Regions from separate parts of the Mus musculus genome. Here region 2 is linked to region 1. A link is a loop called in an ENCODE intact Hi-C map of the cell type or tissue named here. Cell type or tissue: heart. All regions are shown on one strand.

What was found. Hi-C counts contacts between places; a loop is a spot of excess contacts. Peaks named below come from ENCODE experiments on the same cell type or tissue, not always from the same donor. Only the 100,000 strongest peaks of a DNase experiment are listed, where the experiment ranks them.
Region 2: a loop joins it to region 1, with 4 times the contacts of the local background. A loop is called at or near these places in 9 of 42 quality-filtered maps.

What each region holds. Positions count from the first base shown.
Region 1 is chr7:131,557,148-131,565,147 of GRCm38, forward strand. Hmx2 (H6 homeobox 2) reads left to right here. Exons shown (of 2, transcript NM_145998.4): 2 at 1-867. Bub3 (BUB3 mitotic checkpoint protein) reads left to right here and starts at 3,223. Exons shown (of 8, transcript NM_009774.4): 1 at 3,223-3,307; 2 at 3,563-3,757; 3 at 4,390-4,459; 4 at 6,187-6,338. The coding sequence starts at 3,563. In heart, no CTCF peak of the experiment used is centred here; a DNase peak (open chromatin) is centred at 3,124; H3K4me3 peaks cover 1,737 bases; H3K27ac peaks cover 1,049 bases; H3K27me3 peaks cover 2,240 bases.
Region 2 is chr7:131,406,093-131,414,092 of GRCm38, forward strand. It overlaps Ikzf5 (IKAROS family zinc finger 5), which reads right to left and starts at 4,386. Exons shown (of 4, transcript NM_175115.4): 1 at 4,295-4,386. Acadsb (acyl-Coenzyme A dehydrogenase, short/branched chain) reads left to right here and starts at 4,509. Exons shown (of 11, transcript NM_025826.4): 1 at 4,509-4,695. The coding sequence starts at 4,654. In heart, no CTCF peak of the experiment used is centred here; DNase peaks (open chromatin) are centred at 4,509 and 5,299; H3K4me3 peaks cover 2,585 bases; H3K27ac peaks cover 1,744 bases.

The sequences.
Region 1 (8,000 bases):
TGCGCAGAGCGGGAAGTGATGCCTAAGGGTCAGATTTCGTTGGAGGGATTCGTGGAGCAGATGACACGGGCGCTTCCCTAGTTTCTTTTTGTAGTTGTTAAATTTGCCCGTGAATGACAAAAAGGTCGGATCACTGGCTAACTTGCAGCAGCTGTTTCTGAATTGAGCACTGAGGATTGCAGTGCCCGGCTGCCTGCCTCCATGCAGGGTTAGGGAGGCTCTGCACCCGGAGAACTGCTTCGTCAGGATCATGCAAATCACAGCACTGTATTTTCTCTACGTTTTCATAGCATCCACCTGTTCCTTGTTAAATGTCAGAAATGGGCCTGGAGCTTGGAGGAGGCCTCAGGTAGAGTTATTAGGTCCAGCCCGCCTCCCCTCAGTGGTTGATCAGGGTGCAAAGAGCTAGGAGTCTGCAGCGCCAAGGCCCTATCTATTTCTTTCTTCAGAAGAAAACCTGGTGCCTGAGGGACCGGTCTCTTTGAGCCAAGGGGGCATCGAAATGACTTGCATTTTGTAGAAATTCACAGAATGTAAACGTTTACATGGCCCATATCATTCCGTGAAATATGCCTGGCAGAAGAGATTTGCTCTGATATTGCCTATTTTTTTCTTAACACATTATATTTTATAAAACCTGCAACTCCTCCTAGGTGACATTAGATGGATGCTACACAAGAATGCACCGGGCAATACTAGGTTGGTTTGCTTACATTTGTTTTATTTTAGCTGTGTTCACCTCAATAAGTATTTGTTGAGGTCTCAACATGTGCTAAGAACCTACACTAAATTTGGGGTGGTCCAAAGGAGAACACAAAGAGGCCTATCAGTTCTCTTCTTACTTATTAAATATGTGTTTTCAATTGCTCATTGGATATGTGTATTTTTCTGTCACCGTAGTTTTCACTCCAGATAACCTCTCTACATTCTTTCCCTGACAGCATTCTTTGAGTGTTCCACCCAGAAACAACCACATTACTTCAGAGGACTGTCTTGTAAAAAAACATACTCCGTTCGGATGCTTTTGATCTGCCTTTCAGCAGATTACAATTCGGTGATGGATTTAACAGTATTGGGTCATCATATTTGCTTCAGGATGGCTTTCTCCATAGGTAGTGACCTCCTCCTCCTGTCACTGTCGGCATTAACGACTTGAGTTTGCCCATAATATTTTAGGGAATGCCATTTCCCGCAGTTGTCATGTGGTATATATCTGACTCTCTTTACTCACCCAGACATTAGCTGTGGCAGGCGACTCACCACTGCAACAGGTAACTGAATATCACACACACACACACACACACACACACACACACATACTTACTTTACATTTGTGTTGTAAAATGGTCAAGACTCTGCTTGTGGCCAGATTTCCTATCTCAAGTCTAGCAATTCATTTGAATAATCAGCAAAATAGTCCATCTCTTTTCAGGCTCTAAACTTGATTTACAAGATTGACGTTTCTTAAAACTCAAATAGAGTTGGGCTGCAAGTGTGCGGCCAGAGGGGCCTGAATCATACACACATGGGATAATGAAATATGCTTAGATTTTATTAGCAGGTAATTTATGCTCAGAATCTGGAAACAGTAATAGAATTAAATAAACAACTGGGAAAGAGAACCAAATAAGTCAAGAGGTAAAATTATTTGGCTAAACTTAGAATGCAAAACAACTCAATGCATTAAAAAAAATTGAACTTGGCCATTGATTTGTTGAAAGAGAAGAGAGAGAAAGAACCACATACTAGAACTATTTGGAGAGGGAAGACAACCAGAATATTTTAGCCATAATAACCATCATCAGGACAAAAGACTGGTGTGTGTGTGTGTGTGTGTGTGTGTGTGTTATTGTCAGGAATCTTAAGTGCATTTAGTTCAGAGTCTGTGCACACATAAGATCTTTCTTTCTTTCTTTCTTTCTTTCTTTACTTTTATTTTTTTAGACAGGGTTTCTCTGTGTAGCCCTGGCTGTCCTGGAACTCACTCTGTAGACCAGGCTGGCCTCGAACTCAGAAATCCACCTGCCTCTGCATCCCAAGTGCTGGCTGCGCCACCACTGCCCGGCAAGATCATTTTTCTTTTCTTTTCTTTTCTTTTTTTTTAAAAATGTACCTTGAAAGTTAAGTAGTTTAAAACTAGAGACAACTTCCTACTTCATGCAACAATTTCAAAATAAAAGGGATTGTCTCAAAAAGATGGGACAGAGAAAAAGAAGTTGTATCCAAGGATTAATTAGAAACTCAGTAACATTTTGCATGTCAGTATGCTACTATGTTGTTTGTTAAGTACTGCTTTTCTCTCACAGAACCAAAACAACCTTTTGATTCTCATATTTTTTAGAGGATTCTAGAAACAGAAAGTGCAGCAAACTGAGCCTGCAACTTCCATGATAATGCAGAGGAAGGTGGGAGAGGGAGGACAGTCACAATGCTAGGTCCTATGATGAACATTCCTAAGAGATTCTGGCTGATCGTTAAAGATTGGAAATATTTGTGTCCTGCTCTGTTCACCCTTATGGGTGTGGTACTCTTCTAAAGCAAGGAGTAGTTTGACTGAGTGTGTATTCCCAGAGCTGCTTAAGAGGCCTGACATTCAGGTGCTTGAAAACTGTGGAGAGATGAAACGATAAAAATGAGATCACTAGAACTCAAGGGAAATGAGTCTCTAGTTCACAAATTGATAACCCAGCAAAATAAAAGCAAATAGTACCTTTGACTAGAAATTATTCTTCAGTATGACTAGTCTGGATTAAGTCCAGGGGTATGTGCACGGCTAGAAAGAAAATATTAATTTATATCTATAGTAGTTATCAACCAAAATGAAATTCTGTGTCTGAGAGATAGAGGAGAAGGATGTCACAAGAGCTAGATAAAATCTCTTTTCTGCCTTCTAGTCTGTGGATGTTCAGGCAAGCAGCTCCAGGGAGACTACAACTCCCAGCATGCAGCATACAATTGTGGGCGGGCGTGAACGCCTTCATGACCTGAGCATACTTGGGAGTTGTAGTTTTCCCTCCGCAGCTCCAGAGATGTAACCTCGGCGTGGAGGTACTAAGAGACCCGGTGAACGGGGGGGGGGGGGGAAACGCGGCTTCCCTTTGAGCCGGAACAGGATGACTGCGGAAAATGAGGCAAGCAGTAAATCAGACCAATCAGCTGCCGAGATCGAGCCGTTGGCGTTCAAAATCAGCCAATGATAGGCCTGCTCCGGAGCTTCCTCTCCGCCTTCTCCGCTTTGCCTGCGAGTGCTCGGAGGGAAGCGGATCGGTAGTGGCCGGTGCAGAAACGTTGCTTAGGCGGACAGGAGGTAGAGGTTCGGGCGAGGGCGGGCGGAGCGGGATCTGTGGCCCGTGGCCGGCGCATCGATGCACAGAGGGATCCGGTCGAGGTCCATTGTGTTTTATATGGGGATCTGCGGGCAAGGAAGGAGGCCAGGCCGGGTGGAGCTCGGCGGAAGCGGGATGGCGGCCGGCCTGGATCAAGGGGGACTCGCGCAGGCGCAGGCCGTGGCCGGCCTCTGTTGCTCCGGTTAGGAACTCAGACTTAGCGTTTTGTTCTACAGATGACCGGTTCGAACGAATTCAAGCTGAACCAGCCACCCGAGGATGGCATCTCCTCGGTTAAGTTCAGCCCCAACACATCCCAGTTCCTCCTGGTCTCCTCCTGGGATACGTCTGTGCGCCTCTACGATGTGCCCGCCAATTCCATGAGGCTCAAGTACCAGCACACTGGTGCTGTCCTGGACTGCGCCTTCTACGTAGGTGGATTCAGTTTCTGCTCCTGTCCCCTTAATACTGAGATGTCCTAGGCCTTGCCAGTAGCATCTCATACACGGTTCGAGAATTCTGATAGTTCATAACTACTCGGGAATTCTTCCCTTTAGCCTGGCATCAAGCCTACTACAATGGTTTGTGTTCTTATTTCTTCTCTCGTGGCAATTTCAATCTCCATTTGTAAATTCAGACTTGAGTAAACTTTCTGGACATAGATAATTGAAGTTAGCAGCAAGACTGATTTTTAGCTATCCTTTGAAAAGTAATGAATGTTGTCTAATTTAGCCTTAACTCCTGGTGTCCACCTTGTATTTGCTTCCTTGTGGAGATCACTAACTTGCATTTTTGTTTGCTTCTTAGTTTCTGTCACACTGGACATAACACTTGGCTGTAGAAATAGCAATGTTGAAAATGCTTGCTAAAGCTTTGTAACTTTGAATTGGCTCCAAATGTAAGAGTGGGGTGGGAGGATGTGGTGGCCACAACTTTAATCCCAGAGGCAGAGGCAGGAAGAGCTCTTGAGTTTTGAGGCCAACCAGGGCTACATAGTGTCTTCCAAAAAAAAAAAAAAAAAAGTAAGAAAGAAAAAAAATCAAACCCAAATTTTGCTTTGTAGGATCCAACGCATGCCTGGAGTGGTGGATTAGATCATCAACTGAAAATGCACGATTTGAACACTGATCAAGGTATTAATATAGCTACATTTTACCAGTTTTTCTTTACTAGTGTATTTGTGTAGAAATGCTTATTTAAGAAGAGTAGGTGTTTTCAGTACTTATGTGAAGGCGGAACACGGCTTTGATAATAGACTTTTAAAATTGGATTAAGTTACCACAAATGGAACCTGAATTTTGCAGTAAAGCCCCTTCTGAGCACTGTCTTTTTTTTTTTTTTTTTTAAGATTTATTTATTTAATTTATAAGAGTACACTATAGCTATCTTCAGACACATAACAAGAGAGCATTGGATCTCATTACAGATAGATGGTTGTGAGCCACCATGTGGTTGCTGGGAATTGAACTCAGGACCTCTGGAAGAGCAAACAGCCAGTGCTCTTAACTGCTGAGCCATCTCTCCAGCCCCTGAGCACTGTCTTAAGTGTCTAGTGGAAGCATCATTTAAGCATTTGACTGTCACTATTAGAAGTCTTAAGCAGCGGACTGGACTCAGGGTCCGGTTTGTCAGGATTTCTTTGGACAGTTTGATATTTTAGGTTGGTCTTTTCACAGGCTAAAAAAAAAAGTACATTTTAAAAATGGAGCACGGTAGCCCCGTCATATTTATCTTAGTGATGCCTTTGCGTTCTTAGCAGGAGAATGTATTTCAGTTGGCTGTGTAAAAACATTTCTTAAGAGGTTTATGATTTCACTGTGGCAGGATTTGGAATGGAACCCAAGACGTGCAAAGCGCTCTGAGCTTTGTTTGCCTGCCCTGTATTGGATGTAGGTATACTGGAAAGCGATGGTGGGGGTGTAGACATGTGGCTACCTAGAGGCCAGCTTGAGCAATCCGAGTGGACTGAGAAGCACATCTGAGCCAGGTGTGATGCTGCTCCTGGAATCCCAGCACTTGGGAAGGGGAGGCGGGCGGATAAGAAATTCAAGGCCAGCCTCGGCTATATAGATAGTTTGAGGCCAGCCTAGACTACTAAGACTCTGTTTCCAGGAGAAAAGGAATGATTTTTCATTGGAAGAGGCCTCTGTCCAAAAGTGACTTTGTGTGTTTAATATGCACATGCGAGGAGAGCACTCTGCCTGAGCTACATTCCTGATCCTGGTCCTGGTCCTCTTCCTTTTTTTTTGTCTGTCACATGGGCTTTGGCACACAGTAGATATTTAGTAGATGTTTACTGAATGAACAAATGAGATACTGTGAAAGTTGAAATTGACAGGAAGGAAATTATGTAGCAGAAATTGGACCCTACCATGAGAAGCAAGTGAGTTAATTGAAAGACTCCCCTCAGCCTTCAAATCCTGTAACCATTTCATACTAGCTTTGACTTAATGGGAAGACAAGTGCGGTCAGGGTGCAGGAAGCCAGAGATCTCCACTCTTAGCTCACTCGCCAAGTATTTCTGGAGCACCTACAGTGTACCAAGCATGCACTAGATACAACCAAAGGTACAGTGTTAATCAGTTTTCTTACAAAATCTAGGATCAAGTTAGCCATCCACCATCCTCACACAGTTCACTGTGCTGGTTTCCTGCTAGTGAATGACCAAACCTGGGCAGTGTGAGGTCACTTAGAGAGGACTGGCTAACGTTGTAGTCGTGGAGCGATTGCTCTGCATGCAGACATCTCTGTGGAGTGACCGAGATGAATTCATTTCAGCTGACAGCCCCATGGGTTCACTTGAGGTATCCTATGAGAGAGTAAAGCTAGCTGTGTTGTTTTTATCTTTTCTTTGCAATAGAAAATCTTGTTGGAACTCACGATGCCCCTATCAGATGTGTTGAATACTGTCCAGAAGTGAACGTGATGGTAACTGGAAGTTGGGATCAGACAGTTAAACTGTGGGACCCCAGAACTCCGTGTAATGCTGGGACTTTCTCCCAGCCGGAAAAGGTAGGGTTTTATCTGCACCAGGGGTGTGGTGGTTGGAGAGTGTGCTGTTGTTAAGAATTGGCAATGTGTTTGAGAAACCTAACTGTATAGAAATGCTTTAATGCGAAGGGAGTTAACTTTTACATTTTGGTCATCTTTTTCTGTCAGTTATTAAACTTGGGCCGGAGAGCAAGAGCTCGAATTCCTCTTCAGTCCATTGTTAGTGCTTCGGCTCTGAGAGGTAACTCACTACCTTTTCATAGAAGCCATTAACAGAGGCTTACTGTCTTAAGTTTGGTCTGACACCCCAAACCAGAAGATGGGGTGGAACATGACTCATTTTCAGATGTGACTTGAGGCTCCATTTGAATTGACAGTTGAGAATGAAAAGGGAATCATTTCAGCTTTAGAGAGAGAGCTGTGTTCTCTGACTGTTACTGCTGTGTGTGTATTTAAATGCTGACAGATGTAGTTTGAAGGCTTGTAGTAAATGGAGTTTTTAAACACCTTTGAATCTAAATTTCCTTTCCCACAGACAACACCATAGTTGGGTCTTACCTTTTGTCAGCCCAGCTTGACAGCCTCTACCTTTGAATTATAAAACCATTTATGTCTATGATGCCTGTGTGGTTTTTTATATATATATATTTTTAAGAATTTCATGCGTGAGTACGTTTTATTTACATCGTCCCCTTCTGACTTCCTCTGCTCACTCAGGTGCCTGGCCTCTCCCATAGGATTGTTTTATACACCGTGCACACATGTGAACACACACAATTTGGTGTTGTTGTTTATACATGTGTTTGTGGCTGACCACTCAGGATTGGATAACCTCCCAGGGGTCTTGTCCCTGGAGAAAACGGAATCTGCCTCCTGTGATTGGAGCTTTTAAAACCGATTTGGGTGTATTCTCACTTCTCAGTCTGTTCATAAACACAATTAGGCTGTGTCTTCCCCAGACTTTTATTGGGTAGTAGTTAATTTAAAAGATGGATTGTTTTAGCAGTTTCAAGTATTCTTCACTTGAGTCCATTCCCTAGTGTAAATACACTGGTGGGCCCTGCCAGCCGTCGTTACACACAGCAGTGAATCCAAAGAGCCATTCTTTTTTTTGTCCCGTCACAGTCGACTCTACTCCTGGCAAGACCTTTGTTCAGAATAAAATAATTGCATTGTTTCTAGTTTTGATTTATGGTTGTATGTAGCATGTTAAGAACTGTGATAAATTGCTGACAGACTATCATATAATGGACAGCCACACTGAAGCAAGCTGCTTACTGGTTCAGCGAAGTTCATTATGTCACTTTTTTTAATACTTTCTTTGATAAATGTATATACCCAGTCAGTAGTATGACAGTGGTTTCCCTTGATTTATGATCAGTGCGGATAGAAAGCAGTTTTAGAAGCTTGTGTGTCACCTGTACAGTAAAGATTTAAGGTAAAATTCTGGATGCAGTCGTGTCACTATAAATTGATCTTTTTCTGGTTTATTTTTTAAGTTTAGTACTTCATATATCTTAAATTAATTTTCTTTTTTCTTTGCCTTTTTGGAAGACGTTGACCTTCTAAATAAACATAAAGTATTCATATTTACATATGCAATCATTTCATATTTCAATTTTTACAATTATTTTTCCCTCAGTTGATTTAGTTGTTAAAATTTAAAGTCAAATTATAGTGGCT
Region 2 (8,000 bases), 150 kb before region 1:
TATGTACTCATTGATAAGTGGATATTAGCCCAGAAACTTAGTATACCCAAGATATAGGATACAATTTGCGAAGCACATGAGACTCAGGAGGAACGAAGAACAGGGTGTGGACGCTTTGCCCCTTCTTAGAATTGGGAGCAGAACGCCCATGGAGGGAGTTGCAGAGATGAAGTTTGGAGCTGAGATGAAGGGGTGGACCGTCTAGAGACTGCCATATCCGGGGATCCATCCCGTAATCAGCCTCCAAACGCTGACACCATTGTACATGCCAGTGGGATTTTGCTGAAAGGACCCTGATATAGCTGTCTCTTGTGAGACTATGCTGGGGCCTAGCAAACACAGAAGTGGATGCTCACAGTCAGCTATTGGATGGATCACAGGGCCTCCAATGGAGGAGCTAGAGAGAGTACCCAAGGAGCTGAGAGGAACTGCAACCCTATGGGTGGAACAACAATATGAACTAACCAGTGTTCCCTGGAGCTCGTGTCTCTAGCTGCATATGTATCAGAAGATGGCCTAGTTGGCCATCAGTGGAAAGAGAGGCCCATTGGTCGTGCAGACTTTATATGCCTCAGTGAAGGGGGATGCCAGAGCCGGGAAGTGGGAGTGGGTGGTTGGGGGAGTAGGAGGGGGTGTGGGAGACTTTTGGGATAGCACTGGAGATGTGAATGAAGAAAGTACCTAATTAAAAAAAAAAAAAAAGAAAAGAAAAGAAAAATTCTATGTTGAAATTCTAACCTCCAATATGACATTTGTTGTGAGGCAGAGACATCAGAATAGGACTATGAGAATAACAGTTTGCTTTCTGTTTTCTGCACTATGAGTATATAACCAGAAACCAGATCCTGTATCTGCTAGCAACTGGAACTCAACTTCCCAGCCTCCAACCTTAATGAATTCTTTAAATCACCTAGCCTGTCCGAGTTGGTTATTATCAGCCTGACACAAATTCAGGCATATCCAGGAAGAAAACTTTGTTTCCAAACAGGGGGTCATTAGGGTAGCTTTGCTGGCCTGGAACTCAGTATGCTATGTAGACCAGAATGATCTTGAACTCAGAGATCCACCTGCCCCTGCCACCTGAGTGGAGTGCTGGAATTAAAAGCTTTCGCCACAATGCCTGGAGGAAAAGAAATCTTATTTGAGAAATTGCTTCCATAAGATTAGCCTATAGGCAAGCCTGTGGACTCCTGCCTTGATTAATGAAATATATGGCGGGGAGTGGGGACTAGCTCACTGTGGGAGGTGCCACCCCTGGGCAGGTGCTCCTGGGTTTATAAAGAGTAGGCTGAGCAACCATGAGAAGTGAGCCAGTAAGCACTAAGAAAAAGCCTTGGCTTCTGTGCCACAATCCCTGCCCTGCCCTGCCATTCTTCAGTGATGGGATGTTAATGGAAACATAGGATAAAATCAACTCTATCACCCCTAAATTACTTTTAGTCATTGTAGTTTGTTAGTTAGTTAGTTTGTTTGTTTGAGACAGGATATTTCTACATAGCCCTGGCTGCCCTGGAACTCACTATGTAGACCAGGCTAGCCTCAAACTCAAAGATCCTCCTGCTTCTCTGCCTCTACCTCCCTAGTGCTGGGATTAAAAATGTGCACTACCATATAGGGTAGTCATGGAAGTTTATCAAAGCAGTACAAGCCCTAAGCAAGACACAGTCCATTCAATTTGTTATCAGAGTGTGAACTAAGATATATATATATTTATGCCATCAACCAAAGAAGAGAAAAACTTCCAAACCTTATGATTATAAGGCATTGCCCAAGCTACTAGAGGAAAAATATCTAAGAGTTAATATTCCACATATCCTGTGTGTGTATGTGTGTTCTTACATATACGATCAAACACCTTTTAATCAGGAGCTAATTATTTAAAAGAGGTGTTAAGATGCAAACTGGAAGGTAAGTACAACTACGAAGCAGATAAGATAAAAATCAAAGGGTCTTCTTTCCTCCACCATCATGGAGCACATGTCTGACTCGACTTCTTGCCTTCCAAAATCAAGAAATTTCTGGCCAAAAAACAAAACTGTTTTATTCCCCCAAGGGATTTGGATGAAAACTAATGACAAAGCCACGTACAACATGTCTCAATTGGAGTCTGATTTGCTTTTATCTGTTCCATATGAGCTAAATAGTTTCAGCAATAAAATGTGTATAACCTTAAAAAACAAACAAACAAACAAAAAACCCAACCAAACCCTAGTCATCTCTCTGAGTGCTAGAGATGCCCTCTACACAAAGGAGAATTCAAAGAACAGTATAAGGTATTACATTTACCTAGCACTGCTTTAAAAGAAATGTTTAACTGAAGGGTTACTACTGATAAGGAAGAATACTTAGCCCAACTTTTTTTTTATTAGGTATTTTCTTCATTTACATTTCAAATGCTATCCCGAAAGTCCCCTATACCCTCCCCCCGCCCTGCCCCCCAACCCACCCACTCCTGCTTCCTGGCCCCGGCATTCCCCTGTACTGGGTTAGCCCAACTTTTTATGTGACAATTAACCCAGAGGTTAGTCAGGCCTACTGAAGTTCTTTATTGTTCAATAGCTGTGTTTACTTCTATAACCTGTTGATTATGGTCATTGAAAGATTTACTCTCCAAGAGAATTTACATTAGTAAAGGCTGACAAACGAGACTTAGTTCATACAGAGTAACATGGACCTTCAAAAAGAATTAGAACACAATTCCTGAGTTCCCGTCTGCTAAAGACTCTGAATGCATGAACACTGTGATAAGGCTCTTCTGAGAAGTCAGAAAACATAAAAAGGAAAACAGAAATGAAGCCACATCTGAAGAAATCCAAAAAAAGAATGATACAATCTAACCTGTTCACCCCAATTTAGCTCCACTTTTTACTTTCCACGGCAACACTGCTGAAATGTTGAATAATTGAAATTTACTCTGGAGATACAACAAAGGCGTCCAAAAGGCCATGGAGGGAATTTCAACTAAAATTCAAAAGCCACAAGAAGTCTGCAAAGAAAGACACGTAAGTGAAAACTTTGCTAGGGACTACAGGCTTAGTAACAAGTTAATAACATAATTTGTGTGTCATTATCATTAACTGAAAAAAAAAAAAAAAAGCAAGGGCAAGCTTGGTGGCCCACAATTACATCCTAGCCATTTGTGTTACTATCATGTTGCCACTGGTCATTTACTTTTAACAAAAAAACTTCAATGCCATTCATATATAATATGCTAATTTCAAGAGATGCCAGGCTTAATGTTGCTGAATAAGTCCAGTTGCACATAAAAGTACATTAGCTCTATCGCCAGGGAAATATATGTAACAACCACCAGGACTCAACCACGGCATATCTGAAGCCCATCTTCAGTGTCCCACAGTACAACAGTTACGGTTTCCTGGGAAACACGGGACCCTTACAGGAAAAGAACTTCAAACATCCCAGTTCCCCCGCAAGGAACTTCCAAGAAAACGTTCATCCTCAGCTGTGCTGAAGACAACATAAACTCAAGACAAAGTCTTACAAGTAGTCCAGATGTTTTAAGCAGCTGTTTTCATGCTGTGTCTTCTAAGTGTAATTTCCCTGGACCTCACAACTTCAGAAGTCTTCATGTCCGTTCTCACTCCTCTGTCCGGTTCTGACCAGCACACAAAGGAGTCATTAAAGAGGCCATGTGGTTACTGGCAGCTACCACTGACTATACTTAGGATCTACAGTTAGACAGACAGCACTTGGACGCTTAGCTGAGGAGGAGCCACATTGAGCATCCAAGAACATTCCCGACAGTCGATCGATGATGAATCGATCGGGGACAGAAATCTTGAATGAGTCGGAAGATCCTCCCCAGCCTCACCTGTTCCCAACATTGGAAAGTACAGGCAGTAGACGCCAGGTCATGAGAGAAAGAAAACTCCTTCCCAACAGCAGCCCGGGGTTAACACCCTATCCAGGATACACCGGGGTTGCTGGGGTCGACTTTGGCACCCCGAGAATGCACTACACAGGGATGCTCCCTGCGATCGCCACCTGTCAAAGCCGGAGACAGCTCCCCACCCTGAGCTCCGAGCTGCGGCCCGACGGCGCCGACTCGCTCGCGAGCCTCCGGGCGGCGCACCCAGTCACTTACGAGCCCAAGAGAGTCCCGAGTCACCACGCTGGCAGCCCACGGGGCACGCAGGACCCTCCGCTGTGGCCAAGGCGAAAGCGGTGTTAGCCGGCTAGCAATGAACCCGGCACTTTACCTTCCGCCATTCCGTCAACGTGCCCTGAGTAACCGTAGCGCCGCCGTGGAAGCTGACCGCCCCCCGTGACTCACCTCCTGACAACCGCACCGAGGAATCCCCACAGCCCTTTTCACTGCCGTCGCCGCCACCGCCACCGCCTCAGCGTTCGTCAGCGTCGCAGCTGTAGCCGCCATATTTGTTGTGTCTCCGCTCCCTTCCCGCCCGCCCCACGCCTTGCCCAAGTCTCGCGTGAGCGTGCTGCAGGGAGCAAGGAGAGAATTATGTCTCTCCTGGGGTTCCGTAGGCGGCAGTGGGCGGGGACTCAAAGGGGTGTGTGAGGGGCGGATGCTCGGAGTGGGCAGGGCCCGAGCTTGCCAGGCCGAGGGAGTCTTGCGCAAGGGTTCGTGGAAAGCCTTGCGAGCTTAACAGGGCCACCCTGCCCGAAGCGAGGATGGCGGTCTCTGCGCTCCAGCTGTGGCGTATGGGCGGGCTGGTGAGTGGGGTCGGTCGAAGCGACCGTCTCAGGAGGCCTGTGGCCACACTGATTCCTGGCGACGTCATCTTTTCCTAATGGGCTGGGGGTCTGGGAGGCTGGTGGAGGGGGCTGAGCCTGGGGCTGGGTCTCCACAGACCCTTCACCTCCGTCTGGTTTTCCTTCAGGATCCGTCCCAGCTCATGCCACATTTCCCCGGATGATGATGATGATTTTTTTGTTTTGTTTTTTGGGGTTTTTTTTGTTTTTGTTTTTGTTTTGTTTTTTTTTTTTTTCGAGACAGGGTTTCTCTGTATAGCCCTGGGTGTCCTGGAACTCACTCTGTAGAGCAGGCTGGCCTCGAACTCAGAAATCTGCCTGCCTCTGCCTCCCGAGTGCTGGGATTAAAGGCGTGCGCCACCATCACCCAACCGATAATGATGATTTTTAATGACTAAAATCTAGGCCTGCTTGTCGAGCCTATTGACACTCTCTTCCCTTCAGCAGCCCAGCTGGAAGGGACCTCTCATATTTCTGGGTCTTAACCATTCAGGGAAGGAATTTCTTAGGCTTTATCTCACTGCGGGGATCTGACCAGCTCCCTTAGATTCTGAGGAGCCCAAAAGCCCATTCTAGTCCTCTTCCTCAAACTTGGTCTGAGGCCAGCCTCTTGTCTCACCAGGATGTTTCTGGCCTCCCTTTGCTCTCTCGGATTTCCTGAGCTTGGAATTAGGACACACAGTACAGTGCAGATGACAGCATCTGTCAGAATAACAGAAGACACTCTGACCAGTCAGAGGGGGCAATGGGTTGAACCATGAGCAAACCTACGTTAGCTGGACTTGGTGCTATTTCTTCAGGTGCCTGAAAGAGACAGCTTTCCTGGAGGATGTTTCTCTACTTAGGCGATTGACGAGCCCATTTAGCTAACTTTGAAGTGAAAGGACAGTTGGGTGCCTTTGCTGTGGTTGTAGTTAGCTGGAAACCCTCCAGCTAAATAGTAATCTTAAAATTTCCTCGGGCAGATGTTAAGTCTCAAGTCTCACCCATTATTCTGGCGAGCAATCAAAATCCTGCAGTATTTATTCCCGGTTTTACAAGCTACTGATGAGAGGAAGTAGCTTGTAAACGGTGAAGCAAGTCTGCACCTCTTTGCCTCACATTGTAGATAATTAACGTTATTTTATTGTTTTACAAGCTTGGGGTGTTTAGGAAATTAATAAAGTTGTGTTAGTGTATTGTCACAAAGGATTAGAAATGGGTTCTTGTGATTATTATTTAATACTGTTTAATAATTGTTGCTTAATAATAATGTAGCCAGCAGACTTGTCTGGGTTGTTGAGTTTGGCCACCCTTTGTTTTTCTAGCCTACAAGCCCTTGGTGCTCTTCCAGCTTCCAGTCTCTCTTACTTTGCATGAACCTCTTAACAAGTAGCTATTTAACCTTGAGATGTAGCGATTTCAGACAAAGGATTAGGTGACTTTGACAAAAACTACTGCTGCTTCTCCTTGGTCGGAGATACCACGGAAGTATTTTGTTTAGATTTGTGCCTTATTGTCTTGCGTAGGTTTTGGATCTCTTTTATAAAAAATAGTATATTTTGCTGAAATTTGCCTGAAGCATGGTAGTTAATTAATTAAGTTCTGGTGCCAAACTGCTTGGATCTAGAGCCCAGGCTCTGTGGTATAACCTTAAGCGGTTGCTTAAACTCTTTGAGTCTGTTTTCTGATGGGTAAAGTGGGGGTCGGGAAGGACGGTACCTATCTGTAGGGTTGTTGCGAGGGCTGAATGAAAACGTTTTTGTAAGGCACAGAGACGAGCATAATGGTTAGCCAGCTTTCAGTAAATGTCTTTACTCCCATTCACGAGGCACCGTGTGCCATAGCAGATACAGTATAGACTAAAGCACATGTGTTAAAGAAGTTCACCCTCACCATTTAGACCTGCTTCTACCTAACCACGTGTTAGTTAGCAGTAGGAAAAAAAAGACCTCAAGGGGTCCACAGTGTACCCCTGAGCTCAACGGAGAGAGCAATGGCAGGGATCATTACAGGACAAAGAGGCTCACTGGATACAGGTTTTAGAATCTAGGAGGAAAAGAAGGACGCTGTAACAAGCAGGGAATGACACTATTTTAAAAAGAGTTTGAGAGTTTAGCCTTTAGGATTGTGTAGAGCTGTTGAAGGCTGAGAACCTCAGAGGCACTTAATTATGGTGAAAATATATAGATTGCTATGATAAAAAGTGACAAAGAGAGTGGAGACATGAGCCAGGACAGTGACAAATACCTGTAACACCACCCCTCTCACCCCCCAACACACACACCGTAGAGACAGAAGCAGGAAGGTTGAGAGTTCTAGGCCAGCCTGGGCTATGTGGTAAGATCCTGTTTTACCATAAGGTACAAAGAGGGTGCCTGGTGGAGGGGGGTGCAGAAGAGCTGGCCCTACCACTCCTCAGCCCTTCAGTGGTTTGGGCTTAGGGGGTGATGCCCTCCACCCACTTGCCCCTCACCACCTGAGGCAGTCTGAGGCCTTGAAGTTATGGGAGCTGGTGAGCTGGCCCTGCTCCTCACCAGCTGCAGCACTCAGGAGAGAAAGGGGGCCTTGCACCGGGGCTGGGCTACACAGTGGAGCTGGTTCTGATGGTGACTGGGACAATACTTTACATCTGTGATTTTTATTCTTTCTATGAACCCTCTGAAGTCAGTATAAGTGGTTTGAGTTGCAAATAAAGAATTCAAAAGCAACACCCAATGCCTCCAGCTCTCACAGCATTCAAGAATGCTCTACCAACCTCTACCTTTGGTCTTTTACATTCTTGCTGATGGAGTAGAACTGGTTTGCATATTATGAGATCTGGACTCACGATACTTGAGTTTGAATTCTATTACCTCTTAAGTCTGATAACTTTAGAAAATGACTTACTCTCCTCCATTTCTTTTCTGCAAAGGGGAAGAACAATGGTTTAAGTTAGGTATTAGATATTATATACTTAGAACAGATTCTTGCATGTGGTAAAGACTTGGTAAATACTAGCTATCGATACAGGCAAAACTCATTATCTGTAAAACTGAAAGGAAGGGGATAAGGTGTTTTTATATAAAGTATGTGGGCAGGTCTTACTGTTTACAACAAGGTCATTTGGACATTAGAAAACAGAGTATTGCTACTGTTGAAGAAGTAGTATGAGCAGACATGGTTATGGGAGATGAATCTTGAACTGACCAACCAAAGGGATGGCTTAACTTTAGGTAAAGCAACAGAAGGGTAGAGAGCAAGGACTAGGAGTTATGTAAATAAAAGCATAGAGGTAGAGACATATT